Linked DNA regions of Homo sapiens: region 1 is linked to region 2. The links are chromatin contacts, found by Hi-C or POLR2A ChIA-PET in ENCODE. All regions are on one chromosome and are shown on one strand. The core of a region is the stretch at or near the end of the contact, and the rest is flanking DNA. Distances in the headings are between cores, read along the strand shown.

Region 1 (6,929 bases), core at 1,509-4,008, 45 kb before region 2:
TTTTTATTACCTTGCTCTTTTATTTGACGTATCTGTCTTACTGTTTCCTTTAAAATCGCACATTTATCTGGTTTGACATTGAAATTGTCAATATCACTAAGATTGGCAGATATCAGCTCAGCCAATTCTTCAATATATTTACTTTCCTGCTCCCGTCTCCGTTTTTCACCACTGCAGGTAAGACTAAGGGAAAAGGCGTAGAAAGGGGGGAAAGGAGACATAATATATATATCACAAAAGAGCTGTTAGCAGAATCAGCCCCTATACAACACTATTACATGATTACTTTTTTTTTTTTTTCCTCGAGACAGAGTTTTCGCTCTTGTTGCCCAGGCTGGAGTACAACGGTGCGACTTTGGCTCAATGCAACCTCCACCTCCAGGATTCAGGCAATTCTCCTGACTCAGCCTCCCCAGTAGCTGGGATTACAGGCATGCGCCACCACGCCTGGCTTATTTTTGCATTTTTAGTTGAGACGATGTTTCACCATGTTGGTCAGGCTGGTCTTGAACTCCTGACCTCAGGTAATCCACCCACCCTGGCCTCCCAGAGTGCTGGGATTACAGGCATGAGCCACCACACCCGGCCTATTATTTTCATATGTAAACAAACTAAACTCAGCCAATATAAACTATCAAAAATGCTGTCTTGGAGAAGTAGTACAACATAATAGAGATTCATGTAAACCTAAATTCAGTTCCATCTTTGTTAGCTAGGTGGCCTTGGGCAGAGTTAGCCTCAGTTACTTCATCTAGAAAATACGAATAAATCATCTTTACTTCTTAGAGATAATAAAACAACTAACAAATAAGAACAAAAACAGTGGTAGCTACTTATTAATGATGAAGTTTTATTCATTGTAGATTGATATTTTTCAACTAGCACATTAAACTTCAATTGACACTGACTTTGGCAAATACTTTAAAAGCTATAGAGTAGTGTTATATAGATTACATTATTTTGTTTCTAATTTTTAAGCTTCTCATTTCACTTGGTAAAAAAAAGGATGCAACCTCACAAATGACAAAATATCAACTTATAACCCATTCTTAAAAGATAGCAAAGATTCTTACTTATAACTGTCAGGCCTCTGAGACCAAGCCTGCACATATACATCCAGATGGTCTGAAGCAACTGAAGATCCACAAAAGAAGTGAAAATAGCCTTAACTGATGACATTCCACCATTGTGATGTTTCTGCCCCACCCTAACTTGATCAATGTACTTTGTAATCTCCCCCACCCTTAAGAAGGTTCTTTGTAATTCTCCCTACCCTTGAGAATGTACTTTGTGAGATCTAACCCCGCCCGCAAAACATTGCTCCTAACTCACTGCCTATCCCAAAACCTATAAGAACTAATGATAATCCCACCACCCTTTGCTGACTCTCTTTTTGGACTCAGCCTGCCTGTACCCAGGTGAAATAAACAGCCTTGTTGCTCACACAAAGTCTGGTGGTCTCTTCACACGGACGCACGTGACATAACCTTGGTCATCTATTCGTAACTCCTACCCCTCCTTCCATTCAGAAATTCTTATAGTACCGCGAATTGTTAATATTCTACCTTCTATATGAATCAGCAATAAAAAAAAAACTTCTATTACATCAAAAAGATGTCCATCTCATCAGTAACACTCTACTTACCACGAAGTGAAACCACCAAAAAATCTAACCAGAGAATGTAAATGGCAAGAAGTTAAAATGTTATCCTTAAACAAAGGCACAACAAGTGTGGTAAAGCACCAGGAAATAAGTCACCTACCCTTGTCCTGGAGTATCACATGGCAATTTGCGTTTTCGTGAATCACTGGCCAGTGGATCCAAGTTTTCTCCTAATCCACTCATCTTGAATATACATCAGCAACTAAGAGAGAATAATGAGAAATAAGATAAGTACATTAAAAAATATACATGACTCTATGAAGGTGTTATATGACTGAATGACTGCAACTTTTAATTCAGAACTACTTTCTCTAAACAGATAATTCTCAATATTCTTTTTCATAAATGACTATACTGAAGACAACCTCAGATTTCATATTCTAATATGAATTATGCAGAACGTATGTACTCCAAGACAGAAATGTTCCTCAAGTCCTACTAAAAATGTGTATCTTGCAGGGTGCGGTAGCTCATGCCTGTAGTCCCAGCACTTTGGGAGGTCGAGGCAGGTGGATCACCTGAGGTCAGGAGTTTGAGACCAGCCTGACCAACATGGTGAAATCCCGTCTGGCCAACATGGTGAAACCCCGTCTCTACTAAAAATAAAAAATTAGCCAGCCATGGTGGCAGGTGCCTGTAATCCTAGTTATTTGGGAGGCTGAGGCAGGAGAATCACTTGAACCGAGGGGTAGACGTTGCAGTGAGCCGAGATGGCACCACTGCACTCCAGCCTGGGTGACAAGAGCTAGACTCCGTCTCAAAAAAAAAAAAAAAAATTTGACTGATGGAAAAATAGTATGCTTTGGTTAAAATTTCATTGATGAAGAAGATAAATGTAGAGTACTTCTTGTTGAGAAAGATGATTTAAGACATCTACTAAGCCCTCATTTGCTAAGAATTTTATCTGTACTAAACTCTTGTTTAAAACAAGACGATCACTGTTGTAAAGAATTACATGTCAACCAAAGAAGTTCAACGATTCTAAACTAATTTTTATATATTAAAATGCATCTTGCATTCCAACTAAACTCTGAGACGTATGCTGGAGGACATAAATTTCCACTAGGTGGCAGAATGCTACCAGGAAGGAAGACAGATTTATAAAAATGAAAAAATTCACTCAAGATGCTGATCAAACTTCAAATGTGTAGCTTTAAAAAAAAAATCAAAAGCAAAAAAACAAAAAAAATAAAAATTTAAAAAATCACATGATCATAATATAAATCAGAAAATCTAGATTGCAACATTGTCTTTACAGATGCACTAAATATGTATTAAATTACCAAGAAAATTCATTCTATAACTTTGGTTGTAAAATGGAAAGGCTAAAAAGCTGAGATGATTTAAGTATTTGTTTTTTCCCCATGACAAGTTTAAATGAAGGACAGAAAAAGACTTAAAATAACCTTTATTAGTAGTGGCTCACTATTATTAGTAGTGGCACAGTCAGATCACACAATCTCAGGGGTATTGTATTTTCAAACGTGTCAATGTCACAAAAGACAAAGAAAGTCTGTAAACAGTCCAGATTTTAAAGGAAGCTATAAGAAAATGACAACTAAATGCAATATTTGATCCTAGACTGAATCCTGTGCTAGAGGGTAAGAAAATGCTATAAAGAATATTATTGGATCAACTGACAAAATTAGAATATGGACAATAGACATAAAAGTATGTTGTCAATATTAATACACTTAAGTTGATAAATGAACGACGGTTATTTAAGAGACCAATATTCTTAGTATAATATTTGGGGTAACAGGCTATTACATATGCAAATTATCCTCAGATGGTTAAGAAAAATTGCATATATAATGAGTGAGTGAATAAACCTGGGAATGGGGACAGGCAGAGCAAGGATGAGGAAGGGAGTTGACACTAGGTGAATCCTGACCCGGGGGGGAGATAAACGTAAAAACTCTTTGTACTATTTTCTTGCAACCTTGCTTTAAGTTTAAAATTATCCTCAAATAAAAGAGTTTTAAACTTAAAGGTATGTTCGGTTTTGATTTTCCAATTTTCATATTTAAAAAGAGTAGCTCAAGTAATCCCAGTGCTTTGGGAGGCTCAGGCAGTTTGAGTTTGAGGCACTTGAGTTTGAGACCAATCTGTGCAACACAGTAACACCCTGTCTCTACAAAATTTTTTTAAAAATAAGCCAGGCATCATGGTGCACACCTATAGCATTAACTACTTAGGAATAAAACAGGAAGACTGCTTGTTTGAGGAGTTTGAGGCTGCAGTGAGTTATGATCACGCCAATGCACTCCAGACTGGGTGACCGAGTGAGACTCTGTCTCTTAAAAACAATAATAATAATAAATTGAATAATTAAAGAGCCAGGTGCAGTGGCTCACGCCTGTAATCCCACCACTTTGGGAGGCCGAGGCGGGTGAATCACAAGGTCAGGAGATCGAGACCAGCCTGGCCAATATGGTGAAACCCTGTCTCTACTAAAAATACAAAAATTAGCTGGGCGTGGTGGCAGGCGCCTGTAGTCCCAGCTACTTGGGAGGCTGAGGCAGGAGAATCGCATGAACCCGGAAGGCGGAGGTTGCAGTGAGCTGAGATCCCGCCACTGCACTCCAGGCCTGGGTAACAGAGTGTGACTCCATCTCAAAAAATAAAAATAAAAAGAATAGTGATTCCATTCCTTAAGTACAAAAATAGAATAATTCTTGTTATGTCTCTATAATTGGTTTTATATTTGTTTCATTCAAAGGTGATTTTTAAATTGAATGGCAAACTATCCATTGAGTAATAACTTTTTTTTTTTTTTTTTTTTAAAGACAGGGTCTTACTGTGTCACCCAGGCTGAAGTGCAGTGGCACAATCTCAGCTCACTGTAACCTCGGCTTCCCAGGCTCAAGCAATCCTCCTGCCTCAGTATCCCAAGTAGCTGGGACAACAGGTGAGCACCACCACACCCAGCTAATTTTTGTATTTTTTGGAGAGACAGGGTCTCACTATGTTGCCCAGGCTGGTCTTGAACTCCTGGGTTCAAGTTATCCGCCTGCCTCAGCCTCCCAAAGTGCTGGGATTACAGGCATGACCCACCACACCCAGCCTACATTTCTTTATTTTAAATATGTAATTTATTCCACATTCTAGATATTATTTCCTTACTTTGGCTTTTGTTTATAAGCTGAATCCCTGAAACAAATGGAGAAACTATTCCATGGATAACAGCACTTCTTTAATTTGAAAGATAAAATTTTGCCTATATTCTCAATATTATTTCCTTTGTTATTAAATATAAGTTGAATACTCAGTAAGGAGTAAGGGGCCTACCATGTAATAGGTGGTCAATATATGTCTTGAATAAATATTGAATAAATATAAAAGCAACATTCAACCTACTAAATCATAGTTTAGAAATTTCCTTTATTCTGATCTATAACAATCATTCAATGCAATCCTACTGCATTAAACTTTTTAAATGTTTACTTCTACAGTTGATATAGTGTTACAATAAATTCTGACAGCATAAATTAAATCAATAGAAAAACTAAGTCATGACAATCTCTTAATATGCAAAAAAATTAATAAGCACAAATATCAGTTTAAACCAGAAATGCAGATCATTTGTGTTAAGCCAATGTTTATGTGCATATAATGAAACCTAAATATGTCGAGCTATGTCCATAGACACATGCAGCTTTTTCTCTTGATCTCACAAAACAAGCTACACTGTACACATAAGCCTGTGCAATCTTCCTGCTACCAAACTTACTCCTTCAGAGTCCAACCTAATTATCCAAAAAGGTACTAAGGGAAGGCCGGGTGTGGTGCCTCATGCATGTAATCCCAGCACTTTGGGAGGCCAAGATGGGCGAATCACCTGAGGTCGGGAGTTCGAGACCAGCCTGACCAACATGGAGAAACTCCATCTCTACTAAAAATACAAAATTAGCCAAACGTGGTGGTGCATGTCTGTAATTCCAGCTACTCAGGAGGCTGAGACAGGAGAATTGCTTGAACCTGGGAGATGGAGGTTGCAGTAAGCCAAGATTGGGCCATTGGCACTCCAGCCTAGGCAGCAAGAGTGAATTCTGTCTATAAAAAAAAAAAAAAAAAAAAAACTAAGGGAAAATAATAACTTAAAATCATGAAAAAGGTGTTTACCCGAACATAAAGGTATAATTGTTTAAGATATAAAATATTTCTATCTTATTTTTTGTTTTGTTTTGCTTTTGAGACAAGAGTCTCACTCTGTCACCCAGGCTGGAGTGCAGTGGCATGATCTCAGTTCACTGCAACCTCCGCCTCCCGGGTTCAAATGATTCTCGTCTCAGCCTCCCGAGTAGCTGAGATTATAGGTGTGTGCCACCACGCCTGGCTAATTTTTGTATTTTCAATAGAGACAGGGTTTCACCATGATGGCCAGGCTGGTCTCGAACTCCTGACCTCAACTGATCTGCCCACGTCAGCCTCCCAAAGCGCTGCAATCACAGGCATGAGCCACCATGTCCAGTCTCTATCTTGGGTTTTTTAGGAACAGGTTGGACAGATTTGTAGTTCTTAATTAGACATGGACAAAACTTAGGTACATTTACTGTACAACTGTATAAGATACCACAATGTCTAAGAGTAAATGACAAATTGTTTTATAACAAAAAGCAAAGTAGAGCAAACATCTCCTGAATTTCATTAAACTAAAGAAAATGTTCAACATGAGAAATAAAAAAGCATTTCTGGTCCCCAAAATAATAATTTCAATATATACAATAATTCCTGAGCACAAATGACTATGACTAACCCTTCAGGTACAGTTTTCTATTTGGTATTAATCTTAGCTATAAACAAAAAATCAAAAATGGCATTTGTTTTAGTTGCCACGCCTGTTATCTCCTTCTCACTGGGAGGATATGCTATTTTGGTAGATTAAGATATAAAAGGTAAATGCCTAGCACAGACACAATAGATCTAGATCACTTTCAGTCAACAGTCAAGAATGAAGATGAGAGAGGGGAATAAGGCAGGTACCAAGACCATGAAGTTCTTAACCGGTAAGAAACATGGAACAGTAACTACCTGAGACTAGCTTACATTTTTACATCTTAAATTACAACCCATCTAGTTTGGAGAATATATGTAGTTGATAAAAGCCATCTTCAAAGGGCAAATAATATAGCACAACAGTCTCACACTAAGTTTGATTGTAAGAACAGTCTAGGCCAGGCGCGGTGGCTCACGCCTGTAATCCCAGCACTTTGGGAGGCCGAGGCGGGTGGATCACCTGAGGTCAGGAGTTCAAGACCAGCCT
Region 2 (6,536 bases), core at 910-3,409:
GGCAAGGATTCTACAATTAATCATATTAAACCCATTGTTCTTTCCAAGCTCCCACTGGCACTGCTCCCAGGATCTCCTTCCTCACTTCCCTAAAATCACAGAAAAGGGGAGCCACTGTCACTGGGAAAAGCTAGCTGTTGCTCAATAATCTTCAAAGTACTACAGAGTAGACTGGGTCACCAAATGAATTTCAGGTTAAAGGCTGCAAAATATTAGTGTTAAATTTAACGTCAAAATCCAACACTTTTGCAGTTGGGATTATTTATCAAGTGATAAGTATCTTTGATCAAAACTCTAACCACAGGTTTCACTTGCAACAATCAACTACAGCTAATCTGTAGCTATAATGAAAGGAGAAGACCAAATGCAAGTTGAAAATCATATGAACATTTCAAGTTATATAAAATGGGGCTGGGTGCAGTGGCTCATGCCTGTAATCCTAGCATTTTGGGAGGCCGAGGTGGGCAGATCACCTGAGGTCAGGAGTTCGAGACCAGCCTGGCCAACATGGCTAAACCCCATCTCTACTAAAAATACAAAAAGTAGCTGGGTGTGGTGGTGGGCGCCTGTAGTTCCAGCTACTCGGGAGGCCGAGGCAGGAGAATCGCTTGAACCCCGTAGGCAGAGGTTGCAGTGAGCTGAGATCGCGCCACTGCACTCCAGCCTGGGCAACAGAGCAAGACTCTGTCTTAAAAAATAATAATAATAAAGTTATATAAAATGGTACCACTTTTTTTGAGCTATATAAACTTAACTCAGTTTAAGAATTTTTTTTTCCCATTACTTAGTCCATTATTGTATGTTCAATTAAGTAAAAATGTATTTGCTTCCCAGGAGAACATTGGTAAGACATTTATAACAATCTTTTTTAAATGCTATAATCTTCTTGATAAGGGAGTGGGGGACAAGGAATTATTTCAAATTACAGCATATGCATGTCTAGTAAAATAAAGACAGGTATTACCACATATCTTGTGATATATACTAGAAAGAATCAAGCTGACTTATAATGTATTCTACATATTTAATAAATTAAACATTTAGTTCTATACGGAATCAGCCTGAAAATTCATAATAACGCAGTGAAAACAGACGCCTTGGCTTCTGAAAACCTAGATTTTGTAAAGTCCTGCTTCTTGAAATGATCTTGTGTTAGATTTTAATTCGATTTCAATTAAATGCTTGCTGTGTATCTATTAGAATCAGGCACTGCACTGGCACTTGGAAATAAGCAAATCACAGTTGCTGCCATCAATTAATTAGGAAAAGGGAAGCAGGTATAAACAGACCTAAAGTTCCTAAAATGAAAGCTATGTTCATTCAGTAAGCATCTGCTAAGCATCCATGTGCCACATTGTGCTAGACACCATGGATAAAAGGAAGAATTAAAAAGACCAGAGTCCCATGAGAGTATAAGGAAAGAATAGAGAAAAACTACCCTGCCTTTTTCATGGGGTTGTTAACTGTTCAACACTATTTACATGTGAAAGCAAGACAAATCCAAAACCATTTATCTCAGCCAAAGGGGGAGGCATTAATTGTACAATTTCTGCAATTATGTCCAGAGTTGTCATAACCAAAATGCCATTTGAGTTTCTTCATAATAAAGGCAAAAGACAAAAAACCTTCTATGAAATGGCCATTTGTGTAAAAATTACATAGGGATACAGGAAACATAAATGGGGTAAAGGTAGCTAAAACTTAAAACTTATTTTTAATTCAAGACATCCAGGAAATTATGCCATACATTTTTGCTTATACAACGATACTATCCACTGATGAACAATGGAACTAAACTAGCCTAAATTTTTTTAAATTAGCTTTAGATTAAGGAGAAAACTTAAAAATCTGGTTGGCAGATTAGTATAAAAGGCCTGATATCTTTGGCTGAGTTGAATATTAGCTCTTATCCAATGGTTACCAAAACAGGCATTCAAGCAAGCCGCTTGCTTGCGCTTGTTCTGCCTCTCTCTCCCTGCCACTTTGGAAAAACTGCATGCAGTGCTGCAGGATCACACAAAATAAATACAGGAAAGAGGGTGGGAGAGTTGGGTGGGGAAGTGAGCAAAGCTCTGGGCTCCACCAGTGGAAGGCGTTCCACAAGAATTGCTACAGGGTCAAAAGTTTACAGTGGTTTCAATTTCACCTTTTAGCAGCCAATCAGGAAACACAGGCTGCATGCTGACCCCTCGGGCTGCAAATGAACATTAACTCATTGGCTACCAGGATTGCACATTTTCCTTTTCTTATAAGGCTTTCCCTTCTTTTTATTTTTTTTAAGGACAGGGGAGTGGAGAAGGCAAAGAACACAATAAGTTCAAGGTGACAATTTTATTCAAGACAATATATTTTAAACAGGTGTTTGAGGGGAGAAATGATCGAGTAATTATCTTCTTTCTTCTTGAAATCTGAGTTTCTTTAGCCTGTAGTATCTAACAAACCAATTATTAATGCTAGTATCAAGACAAAGAATAAATTTAGGCAGGTAAAGGAGATGGATTTTCCTCCATGAGGTTGCAATTCTATGAACAATTTATAGGATGGTAAAAAGATAATACTGGTTGTGTATCCAGTAAATGCTTTAAAAGTAACTCAGATAATAAAGACATCTAACTGAAGGATTTGCCTATACCCCAATTTTTTTATTTGCATAGTTTCCCTACCCTCTCCTCAAACCATTACTATACACAGGTAATGTTCCTCTATCCTTTTCATAATGTGGATCCACAGAAATGCAGGCAGAGCTCTTAGCTAAGGTTTAAATTTTTCTTTTCTTATATTTCAGTACCTGGGAGTAACTGTACAATAAACTCAGGAGTGAACCATTTGGCAGTAGGTACAACTGCTCCCTAACTAATTTATGTAAATTTCTTCAAATGCAGAAACCAATAAACTAATCCATTAAATAATATTTTCAACATTCTATATTTAACATTGAGCAAGTCTAAAATGAAAACCTCTACTACATACACCTTAACTGGACTACATTTAAAAACTAGATGCCTTTGAAGCACCACAGGATAAAAGTGAAATCGCTGTATTAACTGCTCTACTATTAAAATGATTAGTCAAATCCTAAATGAACACACTGTAAATTTGTAGTTAGCAATATTTCTCTCTTTGACACAATAGGTAGTTGAATTTTAACAGACTCATTGACTTAAATTTACCTTTACGTTTAGAATACCCTGTAGGCACCACCATTGCCTAAGAAAACGATTTCATGTAGGATATTAGCTCTTATCCAAACCAGCAAAGTAAGATACCAGTTATTTCTGAAAACGTGAAAGTAAGCAAATATACAGAAGTGTGTGACTTAATATAACTGCTGAAGGGTTCCAAAATAACTTCAGTGTTTAAAGTTTATATAGCAATATAATGTCAGTTAAGATAGTAAATAAACTCGATGCTGATAGTTTTTTCTTAATTCGACATTAAAAGAAGTAATTTTCTAGTAACAATTCCCAAGCCTTCATGATTTAAGTTTATGCATATTTGGCAATAAAAAGTCTACTTTAAAATAGACCTAGTTGTTTTTTCAACATGGTTTGCAAAAGCTTTACATATACGTATATATAGATATATAATAAATTAGGGGTCTTCTGTATATCTTCTTTTTACAAAATGGCCTCATTTTGAAACAAAATGGATGCGATAAAATTTTACATCAAGTCAGCATGTTAGCAAGAAGCTTTTTTGTGTGTTCTGAATTTGATTAATACAAGCCAAGGTCACTTCCTGAAAGATGCCTAGCACTGCAGCTGCAGGCAAACTAGGCTCTAGCATAAGGCTGGGGGAAGGGAATGGGTGATGGCATTATTATTAACCCTCAGATAGGATTCCATCTCCAGCAGCAGCTATTGGGGGAAGTGGGGAGGTTGGGGAAGATCCCAGAGTTCCTAAGTATATTAAGATTAAAATATTTCCATTCCTTAATACTTAAAAATAGAAATGTAATTACATATATAATGCTGATGTCAAAATTATATCAGATATCCTCACTGCTACAATGTACAAGAACATTTTACATAATACTATGCAAATCATTTAATGCCAGACATTGTGTTGAATGCTGAGTTTACGCTAAAGCATTCAGTTTACACTGAAATAAACTCAACATTCAACACAATGCTAAGCATGACCTGTACTTGCTATGCAAAGCGTATACAAAGGAAGATACAGGCCCTTGAAGAAAACAGAATCAGATTCAAATTTCAAAAACCAAGGGTGGCCTAAAAGTTAATTAAGGTAGAAACTTAAAACACAAAAGCCTATTTTGGAAAATATTTGATAAAGTTTTGTTCTGAAATTCAATTTAAATTTTCATTTTACATAAAATTTTAAATTTTCATTTCACCAACATTAATACAAATATTACTATGCCTCTGTGCTAAAAAAAAAAAAAATCAAAATATACATAGTAGCAACTAGAAAAAACCACCTCCCTGAATAATTAATAATGTATTAAGTAGTTACAATGCATGCTAGGAAACCATAGTAATTACTCTGTTGTACTCTGAGGTTCTTTACACATTTCAATTCATTGATAAAATACCAGGTATAGTCAGGAAATCTACACGTTCCTTGTAATTTTATATATGTAATCTTAGAAAAATTAAATTAATTTTGTGTGCCTTTTTCCTATGCACCAAATGGGGGTTATACTTTAACCATGATATTCCACAGAGACAGAGCAGCAGCAAGGCACTGCTGTATTTTTAGCGGTTGTATGACGAACGCAAAACGTGGCCTTTTTATCTTGTCTATATGTTCAAAAGTGTTTTCTATTTTCTACACAACTTAATAGCATAATTTTGTCACTCTGTTGTGCTCCCCACCCTTTTTCTGAAGTTTGATTCAGTAATTTCAACAAAAAAACTGAACAAATGGTGTTAGATCTCAAGTTCAAACAAACTGACCCCTTGAATTTTTGGAGGTCAATGACTGGCAGGAAAAGGGTTGTTATTTAATGGCCACGGAGCATTCTGTATGTGCAAAGGACTTCTTAAATCATTTTAGGAAAAGGAAGGCAACCAAGTAAAAACATACTGTGAGAAGTCCCTGAATTCAGAGAACCTAATCCCTAGGTGTGGCTAAGAAAGGCACTTCAAAAAGATCCCATCACGTGCCTTTGAAATAGGACAAACCTGAAAGACAAAGGGTAAAATTAAATTAGTTTTTCATACTCCCTCTCCCCAAGACACCTGTGGGGCAGTGAAGAGGAATGAATTTTTCCTCAATTTTTCCTGGCCCTACAGGCATACCTCATTTTATTGTGCTTTACAGATATTGCGCTTTTTACAAATTGAGGTTTGTGGCAGCCCTGCTTCAGGTAAGTCTACTGGTGCCAATTTTCCAACAGCATTTGCTCACTTTGTATGCCTCCCTTACATTTTGGTGATGCTCCTATTATCTCAAGAAGCTTTTTCATTATTATTTTATCTCTTATGGTGATGTGTAATCAGTGTTTTTTTGTTTGTTTGTTTGTTTTTTGGAGACAATAGTCTTGCCCTGTCACCCAGGCTGGAATGCAGTGGCAGGATCTCAGCTCTCGGCTCACTGCAACCTCCGCCTCCCGGGTTCAAGCAATTCTCCTGCCTCAGCCTACTGAGTAGCTGGGGTTATAGGCGCCTGCCAGCAGACCTGGCTAATTTTTGTAGTAGAGACAGGGTTTCACCATGTTGGTCAGGCTGGTCTTGAATTCCTGATCTCAGGTGATCTACCCACCTCAGCCTCCTAAAGTGCTAGGATTACAGGTGTGAACCACCATGCCCAGCCTGCGATCAGTGTTCTTCAATGTTACTATTGTTAATTGTTTTGGGGCACCATGCACTGTGCTCATATAAGATGGTAAACTTAATCAGTAAATGCTGTGTATATTCTCACTGCTCCAATAGCTATTCCCCATCTCTCTCCCTTCTCTTCAGGCCTCCTTATTCCCTGAGACACAGCAATATTGAAATAAGTCCAAATAATAACCCTATAGTGGTCTCTAAGTGTTCAAGTAAGTAAAAGGAAGAAATGCACATCTCTCACTTTAAGTCAAAAGCTAGAAATGGGCCAGGCATGGTGGCGCACCCCTGTAATTCCAGCACTTTGGGAGGCTGAGCCGGGCAGATGACTTGAAGTCAGGAGCCCAAGAGCAGCCTGACAAACATGGTGAAACCCCATCTCTACCAAAAATATAAAAATTTGCTGGGTCTGGTGGCGCACACCTACAATCCCAGCTACTTGGTGGGCTAAGGCAGGAGAATCACTTGAACCCGGGAGGTGGAAGTCGCAGTGAGCTGAGATTGTTCCACTGCACTCCAGCCTGGGCAACAGAGTGAGACTGTCTCATAAAAAAAAAAGGCAGGTGGGGGGGGCTAGAAATGATTAAGCTTAGTGAGGAAGGCATGTCAAAAAGCTGAGGCTGAAAGCTAGGACTCTTGCACCAAACAGCCAAGTTGTGAATGCGAAGAGACAAGTACTGTTTTTTTTTCTTTTACTAGATACTGGGTCTCGTTCATATGGCCCAGACTGGGGTGCAGTGGTGC

Evidence for each region. A loop is a pair of places that touch in the nucleus more often than their neighbours do. ChIA-PET counts read pairs that join two places held with the same protein, here RNA polymerase II (POLR2A). Pooled maps may share reads with other maps.
Region 1: a map of HepG2 shows a loop between it and region 2 (2.2-fold over the local background). The contact joins two enhancer-like sites. A Hi-C loop is called at or near these places in 12 of 168 maps with a recorded cell type or tissue (B cell, HepG2, PC-3 and 4 more), 3 of 37 single-sample maps with no recorded cell type and 12 of 50 pooled maps. POLR2A ChIA-PET finds 5 or more read pairs at or near these places in 13 of 52 experiments (GM12878, MCF 10A, OCI-LY7 and 8 more).

The regions. Positions count from the first base shown.
Region 1 is chr20:47,617,165-47,624,093 of GRCh38, reverse strand. NCOA3 (nuclear receptor coactivator 3) reads right to left here. Exons shown (of 23, transcript NM_181659.3): 3 at 1,764-1,865; 4 at 11-183. The coding sequence starts at 1,846. Among named protein-coding and RNA genes, the nearest start is that of NCOA3, 120 kb to the right of the region's middle. Within about 2 kb of position 2,758, at least 2 of the 41 ENCODE cell types and tissues checked have a DNase peak (open chromatin) inside an H3K27ac peak, as active enhancers do; they include B cell and PC-9, where a contact is called at or near this core.
Region 2 is chr20:47,572,359-47,578,894 of GRCh38, reverse strand. The region is part of intron 1 of NCOA3 (nuclear receptor coactivator 3); the gene reads right to left. Among named protein-coding and RNA genes, the nearest start is that of NCOA3, 74 kb to the right of the region's middle. Within about 2 kb of position 2,159, at least 25 of the 41 ENCODE cell types and tissues checked have a DNase peak (open chromatin) inside an H3K27ac peak, as active enhancers do; they include B cell and PC-9, where a contact is called at or near this core.